3 separate regions of the Homo sapiens genome follow, and all the other regions are linked to region 2. The links are chromatin contacts, found by Hi-C or POLR2A ChIA-PET in ENCODE. All regions are on one chromosome and are shown on one strand. The core of a region is the stretch at or near the end of the contact, and the rest is flanking DNA. Distances in the headings are between cores, read along the strand shown. Region 1 holds the start of PPTC7 (protein phosphatase targeting COQ7). Region 2 holds the start of ACAD10 (acyl-CoA dehydrogenase family member 10). Region 3 holds the start of ANKRD13A (ankyrin repeat domain 13A).

What was found. A loop is a pair of places that touch in the nucleus more often than their neighbours do. ChIA-PET counts read pairs that join two places held with the same protein, here RNA polymerase II (POLR2A). Pooled maps may share reads with other maps.
Region 1: a loop to region 2 is called in a pooled map, with 6 times the contacts of the local background. The contact joins the promoter of PPTC7 here to the promoter of ACAD10 in region 2. A Hi-C loop is called at or near these places in 7 of 50 pooled maps. POLR2A ChIA-PET finds 5 or more read pairs at or near these places in 2 of 52 experiments (Caco-2 and GM10248).
Region 3: a pooled map shows a loop between it and region 2 (5-fold over the local background). The contact joins the promoter of ANKRD13A here to the promoter of ACAD10 in region 2. A Hi-C loop is called at or near these places in 5 of 50 pooled maps.

Annotation. Positions count from the first base shown.
Region 1 is chr12:110,580,799-110,584,572 of GRCh38, forward strand. It overlaps PPTC7 (protein phosphatase targeting COQ7), which reads right to left and starts at 2,520. Exons shown (of 6, transcript NM_139283.2): 1 at 2,011-2,520. The coding sequence starts at 2,233. RefSeq lists silencers at 2,153-2,302, 2,343-2,672.
Region 2 is chr12:111,684,486-111,687,959 of GRCh38, forward strand. ACAD10 (acyl-CoA dehydrogenase family member 10) reads left to right here and starts at 1,568. Exons shown (of 21, transcript NM_025247.6): 1 at 1,568-1,754. It overlaps BRAP (BRCA1 associated protein), which reads right to left and starts at 1,471. Exons shown (of 12, transcript NM_006768.5): 1 at 1,226-1,471. The coding sequence starts at 1,307. RefSeq lists enhancers at 1-495, 496-1,197, 1,198-1,899 and a silencer at 1,244-1,343.
Region 3 is chr12:109,998,048-110,001,835 of GRCh38, forward strand. It overlaps ANKRD13A (ankyrin repeat domain 13A), which reads left to right and starts at 1,383. Exons shown (of 15, transcript NM_033121.2): 1 at 1,383-1,737. The coding sequence starts at 1,642. It also overlaps a transcript of GIT2 not described here. RefSeq lists an enhancer at 1,107-1,296 and silencers at 1,377-1,496, 1,507-1,596.

The DNA.
Region 1 (3,774 bases), core at 1,270-3,769, 1.1 Mb before region 2:
TGGAGTGCAGTGGCACGATCTTGGCTCACTGAAGCCTCCACCTCCCTGGTTCAAGAGATTCTCCTGCCTCAGCCTGTTGAGTAGCTGGGACTATAGGCATGCGCCATCACGCCCGGCTAATTTTTGTATTTTTAGTAAAGACTGGGTTTCACCATATTGGTCAGTCTGGTCTTGAACTCTTGACCTCATGATCCACCCGCCTCAGCCTCCCAAAGTGCTGGGATTATAGGAGTGAGCCACCACGCGCAGCCCAGCATACAGATTTATGAGGTGAACCTTAGAGGCTCATTATCCCCTATCCTATGTTATGAACACAACTTTAAGAAGCAACACAGGGGCCAGGCTCACACTTGTAATCCCAGCACCTTGGGCGGCCGAGGCGAACACGAGGCCGATCACGAGGTCAGGAGTTCGAGACCGGCCTGGCCAACACAGTGAAACCCCATCTCTACTAAAAATACAAAAATTAGCTGGACATGGTGATGGGCGCCTATAATCCCAGCTACTCGGGAGGCTGAAGCAGGAGAATCGCTTGAACCGGGGAGGCGGAGGCTGCAGTGAGCCAAGATTGCGCCACTGCACTCCAGCCTGAGTGACAGAGGTAGACTCCGTCTGAAAAAAAAAAACGCAGCACAGGTCACAAGCTCATTGAGTGAGGCACTTCTAAATGTATCAGGGAAGACAGCCACTGACAGCTGACTTCGGGGTGGATTTGTACAATTTCAATCTGCAAGCTGCAGGACCTTTCTAAGTCTCCCTCTCATGTTAATATCAATAGCGTTGCCTAAACATTAAATGCTTTTTCTTCAACCCAGGTAATGGGGTCATTCATAAATTAAACTGAGAACAACCTTTCCAGTCCCATGTTCACAAACACTACATGTAGTAGAACCAAAGATACTAGGCAATTATTCTGAGATCAGATTAAAAAATAATTACTGTCATAAAAAAGTTACAGAATCATTTGTTCCAATGCCAAACTCTGCCTCAGCATATGAAATTTAAAGTAACCAAAAACTTAGTCTCACCTGGGAAGGGAAATCAAAGTGACATTTGAACCCAAGTTCAATGACAACACGTCCTTCAATTTCAAAGCGAGCGCATTGCTTTATTCATTCAAAGAGTTTTAACGGCACAATATCCCATAGCATACACAAAATCTCCTAAGGCGTACATTATGGTAAAGTTTCTGACTGCTTGTGAACTATATTTAGCCCTTTCTGCCAGCTCTCTCCGTAGTCTCCCACCCCCAAAAGGTATAACTGGAATAGGCCTCAGGGAGCACCTGTGGCCTGAAAAGGCTGTGACCAATCCTCAGAGCTTTACCGGCTGCAATCTACAAGTAGGCTCGACCATTCTATTTTGGATCAAGGAGACTCTGCCAACCCCCAAGTGACCGCAAGTGGACAAGATCAATTTGGGAGAAAACGCTGTGAGGGTTTTTTCGCCAAGCCAGCAGCCCCCACCGCCACACTCCGAAAAGGGTGAAGATTTGGTTACCATCCAGGCGGCGAAAGAATACGGCCGGGCTGTCTGGGGGCTCACGACTGCCTGTCGGCCGGCGATCCCGCAGCCTGGGCCGGGCTGTGGTGTCGGGAGCACGCGAAGAGGCAGGGATCCCCGGGGCATGCGGAGAGGGAACCAGAACGAGGTTAGGAGCCTGCAGGTGTCGCCCAGGGAGGGGACGAGGTCGCCCAGGGCTGGCACGGCCGAGTGAGACCGAGAGTGTGGCTCTGGACTCGGACAGACCGGTCACACTCTCGGGTTGTGACCTTGAGCACACGACTTGACCGCTGTGCGCCTTAGTTTCCTCCTCTCTAAAATGGGGGTCGTTCAAGCGGAAAACGCGCCTCGGAGCGCTTGGCACGGCGCCTGGCGCATAGTAAGCGCTCCCTCCATGTGAGCGCTCTGGCTCCTTTCGCCGCCGGGAGGAACTGGGGAAGCCCCGCGCGGGGAGTCCCCGGGAGGCGGATCCGAGGCTGGGGCAAGGGAACCGGGTCGGGGACTCACCGAGCACGTCCGCGGAACGGTGCCGGGCCACGAAGCACGCGTCGTCCCCGTAGCACGCGCCCTTCTTGAGGAGGCCCTTACGGAAGTCCTTCCCGAAGCCGCAGCCGGCCGTCACCAGTCCGTAGTCGCCGCCGCCGCCGCCGCCGGCCCTGGGGTCGGTCTGCGAGAGGCCGCCGAGCACGGCGCGGGCCACCAGCCGCCCGTACGAGAGGACCGAGAACATCGCCGCCGCCGCCCCCCCGAGGAGGCGGGGGGCCGGGGGAGCAGGAGGACGCGGAGGCCCGGAGCCGGCTCTCTCCTCAGCCGCAGTCGCGCCGCCGCTGGGGCGCTCCTCAGGGCGGCGCGCAGTGGCCGCCGCCGCCCCTGCCCGACGCGCGGGGCCTCGCACGCGCTCAGCCGCGCGCACCGGAGCCAGAGCGAGGTCAGAAGCGGCGGCTCCTCCGCCTCAGCCCAACTGAAGTCCCGGCTGCAGCGGCCGCCGCCGCCGCCGCCATCTTCCGCTCCACTAGCGTGTTCCGGGCGGTGCCGGCAGCACCGCCCCCTCCCTGGCCCTGCCCCTAGCCCCGCCCCGATTCACCGCTCAGGCCCAAGCCCAGCCCCTTGGGCTCGCTGCCTTATGCAGTCACCAAGGTTGAACATGCGCAGAGGGTGCGGACGCAGTGTCTCTTGGGAATTATAGTCCCGGAGTCGTAGTCACTTTTGACTTGGCTGCCAAAGATTTAGGACCTAGGGGGATTCCTCAGACGCGGGACCTATGTTAAGTTAGTAGGAATTGCAGGTGGGCCACGTGAGGGTTTTCTACCCTGTTTTAACCGTATCTTTTAAAGCCTGTTTTAAATAAATAACGCCACCATTCCTTTAAACAAAAACCTGCAAGAAACCAGAATGGAGTCACATAATGAGAAACAGAGGTACACAGATCTAGTGACACCTCCCCAAGTAATATACTGGAAGGATTTAGGGCGGCAAACTGTTTGGAAAGAAGAGACTTTTTGTAGTCTTTTAGGAAAAATTGAGAAAATGTTATGTGTCCCTATCAGAGTGGGAGGGGACACAGATGGTGTCATGTCCCTTTTGCTAACTGGCCTCTAGCCATGCTCACAGCTGTCTCAAGACCTTTGCCCTTGCTTTCGCTTCTACCCTTTGGAATGTAATTCGTTTACCTGAGGGTCCTGTGTTTTCTGTTGCTGTATCCCCAGAACACGTGAGCACCCAGTAAATATGTGAATGAATGAAAGAATGAATGAATATTTCACTAGATTCTAAGTTTCCCAAGGACAAGGATCATTTGCTGCTCAATTATTAGAATCTAAAGCAATGCCTGGCACACAGTAGGAGAGTGTGTAAATGTCTGTGGAATAAAAGAAGGAATAATGGGCTGGGCGTGGTGGCTCACACCTGTAATCCCAGCACTTTGGAAGGCCGAGGTGGGCAGATCACTTGAGGTCAGGAGTTCAACACCAGCCTGGCCAACATGGTCTCTACTGAAAATACAAAAAAAAATTAGCTGGGCTTGGTGACAAACGATTGTAATGCCAGCTACTCAGGAGGCTGAGACAGGAGAATCGCTTGAACCTGGGAGGCAGAGGTTGCAGTGAGCCGAGACAGCGCCACTGCATTCCAGCCTGGGAGACAGAGCTGGACTCCATCTCAAAAAAAAAAAAAGGAAGGAGTAATGGAATAAGAACACAAATGATAAAAGAAAGTCATGTTTGTTGAATACAGGAATGATTGAGTGAATGGGGTTCACAAACAACAGAAAAT
Region 2 (3,474 bases), core at 318-2,817:
TAATACTTTCCCAAATTGTTTCTCCTTTCCTTCACAGCACTTACCACAGTTGTAATTCTACACATATTCTGCACTTATTTAATTCATCTGTTTCCTCCATGATACTGCTGGTGCCATTAAAACAGAGACGCTGTCTGATTCAGCACACAAGGAAGGCTCCAGCAGATATGAGCATAAGTTTTTTTTTTGTTTTTTTTTTTGAAATGGACTTTATCTCTTGTCGCCCAGGCTGGAGTGCAGTGCCACAATCTTGGCTCACCGCAACCTCCACCTCCCGGGTTCAAGCGATTCTCCTGCCTCAGCCTCCCCAGTAGCTGGGATTACAGGCACCTGTCACCACGCCCAGCTAATTTTTGTATTTTTAGTACAGACAGGGTTTCACCATGTTGGCCAGGCTGGTCTTGAACTCTCAACCTCAGGTGACCCGCCCGCCTCGGCCTCCCAAAGTGTGAGGATTACAGGCGTGAGCCACCGCGCCCGGCCAAGTATTTCTTGAATGAATGTTAGTTAATTATCTGAGGACCAAGGAACAGAGCCAGAGCTGCATTCCCCACTAAGGAGCTTCCTCACTTGTGTTAATGGTGTAAAAAGCTCAGACTCAAGTCCAGCTCACTGAGTTAGAATCCCAGTTTCACCCATTACAGATAACCTTGGGCAAATCAATTAATCACTAAGCTTCAGTTTCCCAATGTGTAAGAGGTACATGTCACATCCATCTGCCTCTTAGGGCTGTTGCAAAGATAATTAAAGAATACAATACACAAAAGGTGCTTAGTACAGTGCTGGGATATAGGAAGTGTCCAAATTTTAGTTATGACTATGGTTAGGGGGCACTTCAATGGATATCGTTCCAAAAGGGAACAATTTAATTAACCCAGGGACCGTCCAGCGTTGCTGGGGACCCAGTCCCTGCCTTTACGAAGCCCATAGGGAAGCAAGTGAGACAAACACACCACTCGACTATCTCGAGAGGGAGACGCGCCAGGTATAAACTAAATGCCCTCAGACGGCACAGGGAGGGAGGTTCGGGGCAGGGCTTCCCTGAGATAACAAACGGGAAGGCCTCTCAAAGGCGGATGGGAAAGAGAGGGATCCCGATTACCTCTCCGTGTCTTCCTGGGCAACAGCCCTCGCCGCGGGCTTTTCCCGGGCCAGTGCTTTGGGAAGGGAAGCCCTCCGGGCCCAGACCCGGCTACAGGGAATGCGGCGAGGCCGCGGGACTCACCCGCGGCGCTGAAGCCGAAGCCGGCGGGGACAGGCGAGTGTTCCGCGAGCTCCAATCGGATAACAACCAGTGACACACTCATAGGGCAGGCGCTGGCCGGCGCGGGCCCCGGCGGGCTCAGGCGAGGCTGGAAGGCGAGCCGAGAGGCCGAGCGGCCCGGGGCCGGCAGCGCCGCCACCACCTCAATGCAGTTGCCGCCGCCTCAGCAGCAGCAGCTCCTCGAACAGCCCTCGGAGCCACAACAACCTCCACTTCCGCCTCCCGGCCGCCGTCGCTGACCTGCGGTTTACGCATGCGCGCAGGACCGCGCACAGCGATTGGGCGGCGTGGCAGGGGTCACCCACTGCTCTTCCGGACGCAATTTTGAGGAGGTCGGAGCGGAAGGACGTCGTGGAGATTGCTTGCGCTGGGGTGCCACACTTAGGCTGAGCTGCAGGTTTTCGCACAGTCGCGAGTTAACCTCTGCTTGCTCCAGAGGCCTCGTCCTAATCCACCTCGGCTGACGGCGCGGGATCCCTGGCTCCGCGAGGTCTCCGAATTGTCCGAGCTATCTGCTATGCAGAACTTTGCCCCTTTTGTTGTGTTTGACTCCTGTCTCTAACCCTAGTCTGGATGGTTTTGTTTCTGTCCCACTTTACAGATAGGTACAACGAGGCTCAGAGAGGTGAAGTTCCTTCTAAGGGGCCGTAGAGAGTGGAGAGTCGATCGCTGTTCAGATAGCGATCTGGCTGGGCGCGGTGGCTCACGCCTGTAATCCCAGCCCAGAGGCTTAGGCGGGCGAATCACCTCAGGTCAGCAGTTCGAGACCAACCTGGCCAACATGGTGAAACCTCGTCTCTACTGAACATACAAAAAATTAGCCGGGCTTGGTGGCGCGCGTCTGTAGTCCAAGCTACTTGGGAGGCTGAGACAGGAGAATCGCTTGAACCCGGGAGGCGGAGGTTGCAGTGAGTCGAGATAGTGCTAGTGCACTCCCGCCTGGGCAACAAGAGCGAAACTCCGTCTCAAAAAAAAGAGAGAAAAGATGGTGATCTGCTGGTTACGAGCATAGTGCTGCAGTTAGACCGGGGTCCTCCTCCCCACCCTGTCACTTCACAAATGTTTACTGAGAGTCTAGACACCCTTGGGATGCTTGAGATACGTTGGCGTATAAGATAAACACAGTTCCTGTCCGTACTATGAGGTTGACCTACATCAGCAGTTGTGCAGTCTTGAACTAGTATAGTCATTGCATAAAGTTGGCATGATATCATGTCCTCATGCAGTTGTGAGGATGAAATGGAATTATGTATATGGAGATAACATTAGCTTTTCTGAGGCTCAGCATTCTTTCCAGTATGTCAGAGTGGCTTTTGTATGTAGATACTGACACAATCAATGCATATGGGACACATACATGACAGGATGCTACTCTAGGTACATTGTATAATGATACATATGTAAGTACATAGTACATTCTAGATGTGTGTGTGTGTGGACATAGTGCGTTCTAGATGTGTGTGTATCTGGACTATGACATGACCACAAGATACATGCGTATATAGATCTTGTGACTACATCCTATGAAATACGTTTCCATATGCCCTGTTTAAATCAGGGTTTCTCAACTCTGCACTATTAACATTTTGGGTCCTGATTATTCTTTTTTGTTTTTGGCAAGGGGGCGGGGTGTCCTGAGCATTGTAGAGTGTTTAGAAACATCCCTGGCCTGACCCACTAGATGTCAGTAGCACCTCTCCCCAGGTGGTGACAACCAATAATGTCTCTGGACCTTTCCAGATGTCTCCTTGGGGTTAGAAAACATAACCCTGTTGAAGAATCACAGGGTTATGTGAAAGTGCATAAACCATACACACATACTGTATGCATAAAACCTATGAGACCTCTTGTGAACTTTTTTAGTATATTACTATAGTAGATAACATTTCAACATGTGCCAGGTACTAATTTGAGTGTTTCATATACCTTGTGTCATGCAATGGTCACAACAACTTTATGAAACTGGTACTATGTCCCTGTTCTACAGAGGAGTAACCTGAGGCTTGGAGGAAGAGTAACTGGCTCAGGATTTCACAGGTAGTAGTGGCAGAGCTGGAACTGAAATTCAGGCAATCTGAATCCAGAACGAACATTCTTTATCTCTTTACCAAACAAACCTTTTTTTTTTTTTGTATTTTGAGACGGAGTCTCACTCTGTCGCCCAGGCTGGAGTGCAGTGGTGCCATCTCGGCTCACTGCAACCTCGGCTT
Region 3 (3,788 bases), core at 133-2,632, 1.7 Mb before region 2:
TTTCTGATTAATGAGATAGGGAGATTTTCAATAAACACGGCATGATGAAGAAGAAGGAGAACGTTAAGTTGCAAAAGGCATCTGAAAGAATGAGAAGTGCTGGAAAAGGCCTCAGAAGCACTGGTCTTGAGTCCATCTCTACAGTGTGATAAATGTGTGATGGAGAAATAATCACAGAATTCCCACGCATTCCATGGTTAGAGTCTCCGGGTGCCATCCTGGTGCTCCTGCATCCTGTTTTGGTTTAACAACTCACAAATCTTCTGGGCTCCACATCTGTGGAGAATGGATTAGGTTGGGATTCTTGAACAGCTGTTGTTGCAGGCATCTGAAGAGCTGGATGTGCATACACTCAGAGGGCAGAGGGAATGTTTTCACAATGCATTAAATAGCTTCATCCAGCTATGTGGTCTAGTTGTAGACAGCTGAGCTGAAGCAGCAGCAGAAAGTTCAAGCCCATGAGTAGCTAGCTGTAAGTTGATTTGGTTCTTCATTGAGTCAAGGAGGCATAGTGCCTGAAACTCAAAGAATAAACTTCATATTCGCAGACTGTGGTCAAATATGTATATTATTTATCAGTCCTTTCAGCCATAACCTCAAATCCAAAAAGCTAGCTTAAAAATGACATTCATACATGGACTAAATCACCACCATAGTTAGCTATTGAATCATAACCCGGTTCGGAGTTCAAATAGAAGCGGTTCTCAACTGAGGACGATTTTTCTCCCCGAGACGACATTTGGCAATATCTGGAGAGACATGTTTTGGGGAGTGCTACTGGCATTGAGTGGGGAGAAAGACCAGGGCAACTGCTCAGCATCCTACAAGGACCGGACAACCCCCACACAAAAACTGCCCAGTTCAATATGTGCCGAGGTTGAGAAATCATGAAGTAGAAATATCCCCTTTTATGCAAATACTGTATTTGAAGCCACTTCGCCAGGGTTTAGCGTTCCTCCTTCAAAAATTGTCCGGTGTTGCCCACTTCCAAAATGGCTTTTGACCCGTCGTGGAAGCATCTGTCCTGCTCCAAAAAGGCTGCAAGGGTGTCGGCAGCTGGAATGGTTTGGTCCGGGGCTCAGTTGTCACCCCCTGACTTCAGAGCCAATGGAAGAGGCCCAGTTGTGGACCGAACCACATGGGGCTACTGGAGCAGGGGGAAAGAAGCTGGGGACAGGTAGACGGAACTTTCCGCGTGGAGATCTTTGGCCAAGAGAATGAGCCTCAGCTCTGTTCTGTGGGCTGCACTGAGTTTCTCGGTGTGAGCTGGAGGTGGGTGCAATGGCGCGGACCCCGGACCCGGTGCCCAAGGTCGCCTATCCCCGCCGCGGCATGCGGTGGTTCGCTCTCCGCACTTCCCTGTTTGGGGCAGTTAGGTCCGCAGAAGTCTGTCCGCGAGCTGTCAGCGCGGGCGGGAACGCCGCGGGGCGCGGGGTGGGCGCGGCCGACCTGGTCCCTGAGCCGGCCGGCGACCCCGGACCTCCCGCGCGCCCCGCACCCGACCGGCTCAGCCGGCCGGCAGCGTAACACGCCCTACGCTCGCTTGCTCGCCGGCCTCAGGGCAGGCAGGCGGGCGCGGGAGACCCCGCCGGGGCCGAGACTTGGGGCGGGCGACGAGGACCAGGTTACGGCCTCCTCGCCATGTCCTCGGCCTGCGACGCGGGCGACCACTACCCCCTGCACCTCCTAGTCTGGAAAAACGACTACCGGCAGCTCGAGAAGGAGCTGCAGGGCCAGGTGAGGGGCGGGGCGGGGGTCCGTCTCCCGGTGGGGACTTCGGGGAATCGGGGGTCGTTTCGCCTCCCTGAGCCCATTTCCAGCCCTCTGTCCCCGGGATCCCCAGACCCCTTCCACTTTGCAGGTGTGGGACAGTCCTAATAATAGGACACGTATCGAGTGCTTACCGTGCGACGGGCTTTTTAAATATCTTCTCTCTTCACCTTTCCAATAACGCTGGTGGGTAGGTACTGTTACTTTTCCACTGGACAGAGAAGGAAACAGGTCCTCAGACGCTACGTGCCTTGTGCGAGGCCGCCCCGCTGATAAATGCCAAGTCGGGATTTTAACTCGGGCCGGCTGGCTCCGGAATGCACCGTCTTAACCATTTTTAGGTTCTGCTGCCTCAAAGACGTAAGAATAGCACACTCTCCTTGTTGTAAGGAAGGGCTTGGTTGGTTTTGGAGTCCAGGTTCTAACTCGCCCTGTGACCTTGGGCAAGGCATTTTCCCTCTCTGGCCGACGTTAACTTAGCTGTAGAATGAGGATGTTGGTGCTGGGGCAGAACCCAACACTTGACTCTATTGATAGGTCTGGGGTGAGGTCCAGGTGCCGCATTTTTAACAAACTCCCCAGGGAGGCTGATACCTAGCAAAGTTTGAGAATCACGGGTTCTCAGGCTCCTTAAAATCCCTTCCTGTTCTAAAGTGCTTTGATGCTTTAATCTTTTCATTATTGCTATCTCTTTAAAGCAGTAGTGCTCTCAGTTGGAGGTGATTTTGCACCCACGACCCCCCGGGGACATTTGGCAATGTATGGGACATTTTTGGTTGTTGAAAGTGGGGAGTGGGTGCTTCTGGTAGTGGGTAGAGGCCGGTTATGCTGCTCAACATCCTACAATGGCCAAGACAGCCCCCCGCAACTAAGACTTCTCCGGCCCCCAAAGCCGACAGCGTCTTGGTTGAGAAACTCTGCTTTTCTTTCTTTCCTTCTTTTTTTTTTTTTTTTTTTGAGACTGAGTTTCGCTCTTGTTGCCCGGGCTGGAGTGCAATGGTGCGATCTCGGCTCACTGCAACCTCCGCCTCCTGGGTTCAAGCGATTCTTCTGCCTCAGCCCCCCAAGTAACTGAGATTACAGGGATGCACCACCACGCCCGGCTAATTTTGTATTTTTAGTAGAGATGGGGTTTCTCCATGTTGGTCAGGCTGGTCTCAAACTCCCGACCTCAGGTGATCCGCCCGCCTCAGCCTCCCAAAGTGCTGGGATTACAGGTGTGAGCCACCACGCCTGGCTGAGAAACTCTGCTTTTAAAGTCTCCCAACAATTCTGGGAGGTATTGGTGCCCTCAAGTTTCAAGCTAACAAACTTAGCAGTTAGGATGAGGATTTGTGATTACCCCTGAAATCTAGTATGGTTGTTCTTGTTGACTTCATACATTTTATCCAGTGTCTTACAGACCTGGTTTTTGAATGGCTCAAAATTGGTGCTATAATTGTCAAGAAATTGTAGAGGAAGAGGAGGATTGTTTGTCTTATGGTTGACAAAAATTGAGAAGGTTAGCATTACTCCATTTGGTGAATGGGTGCTGCAAGCTGTGTGCTTGCAACCTGCCATATTTAAGGTGGTTGAGCCCTCACCGAAGTCCAAAATTACCCTCTTTTCTTTTCTGTTTCTTTTTTTTTTTTTTTCTTTTTGAGATGGAGTCTCGCTCTGTCATTCAGACTTGAGTGCAGTGGCGCGATCTCAGGTCACTGCAACCTTCGCCTCCCGGGTTCCAGCGATTCTCCTGCCTCAGCCTCCTCAGTAGCTGGGATTACAGGCTAATTTTTGTATTTTTAGTGGAGGTGGTATTTTGTCATGTTGGCCATGCTGGTTTCAACCCCTGGCCTCAAGCAATCCGCCCACCTCTACCTCCCAAAGTGCTGGGATTACAGGCATGAGCCACTGTTGCCGGCCTTTTTTCATTTAAAAAGAATTCCAGATACGATAAACTTTTGTGAGAGTCATCGTTCTTAATTAGATGACAGACCAACTATTTAAGAGTTAAGGAGATATGACACATGCCCTCAGAC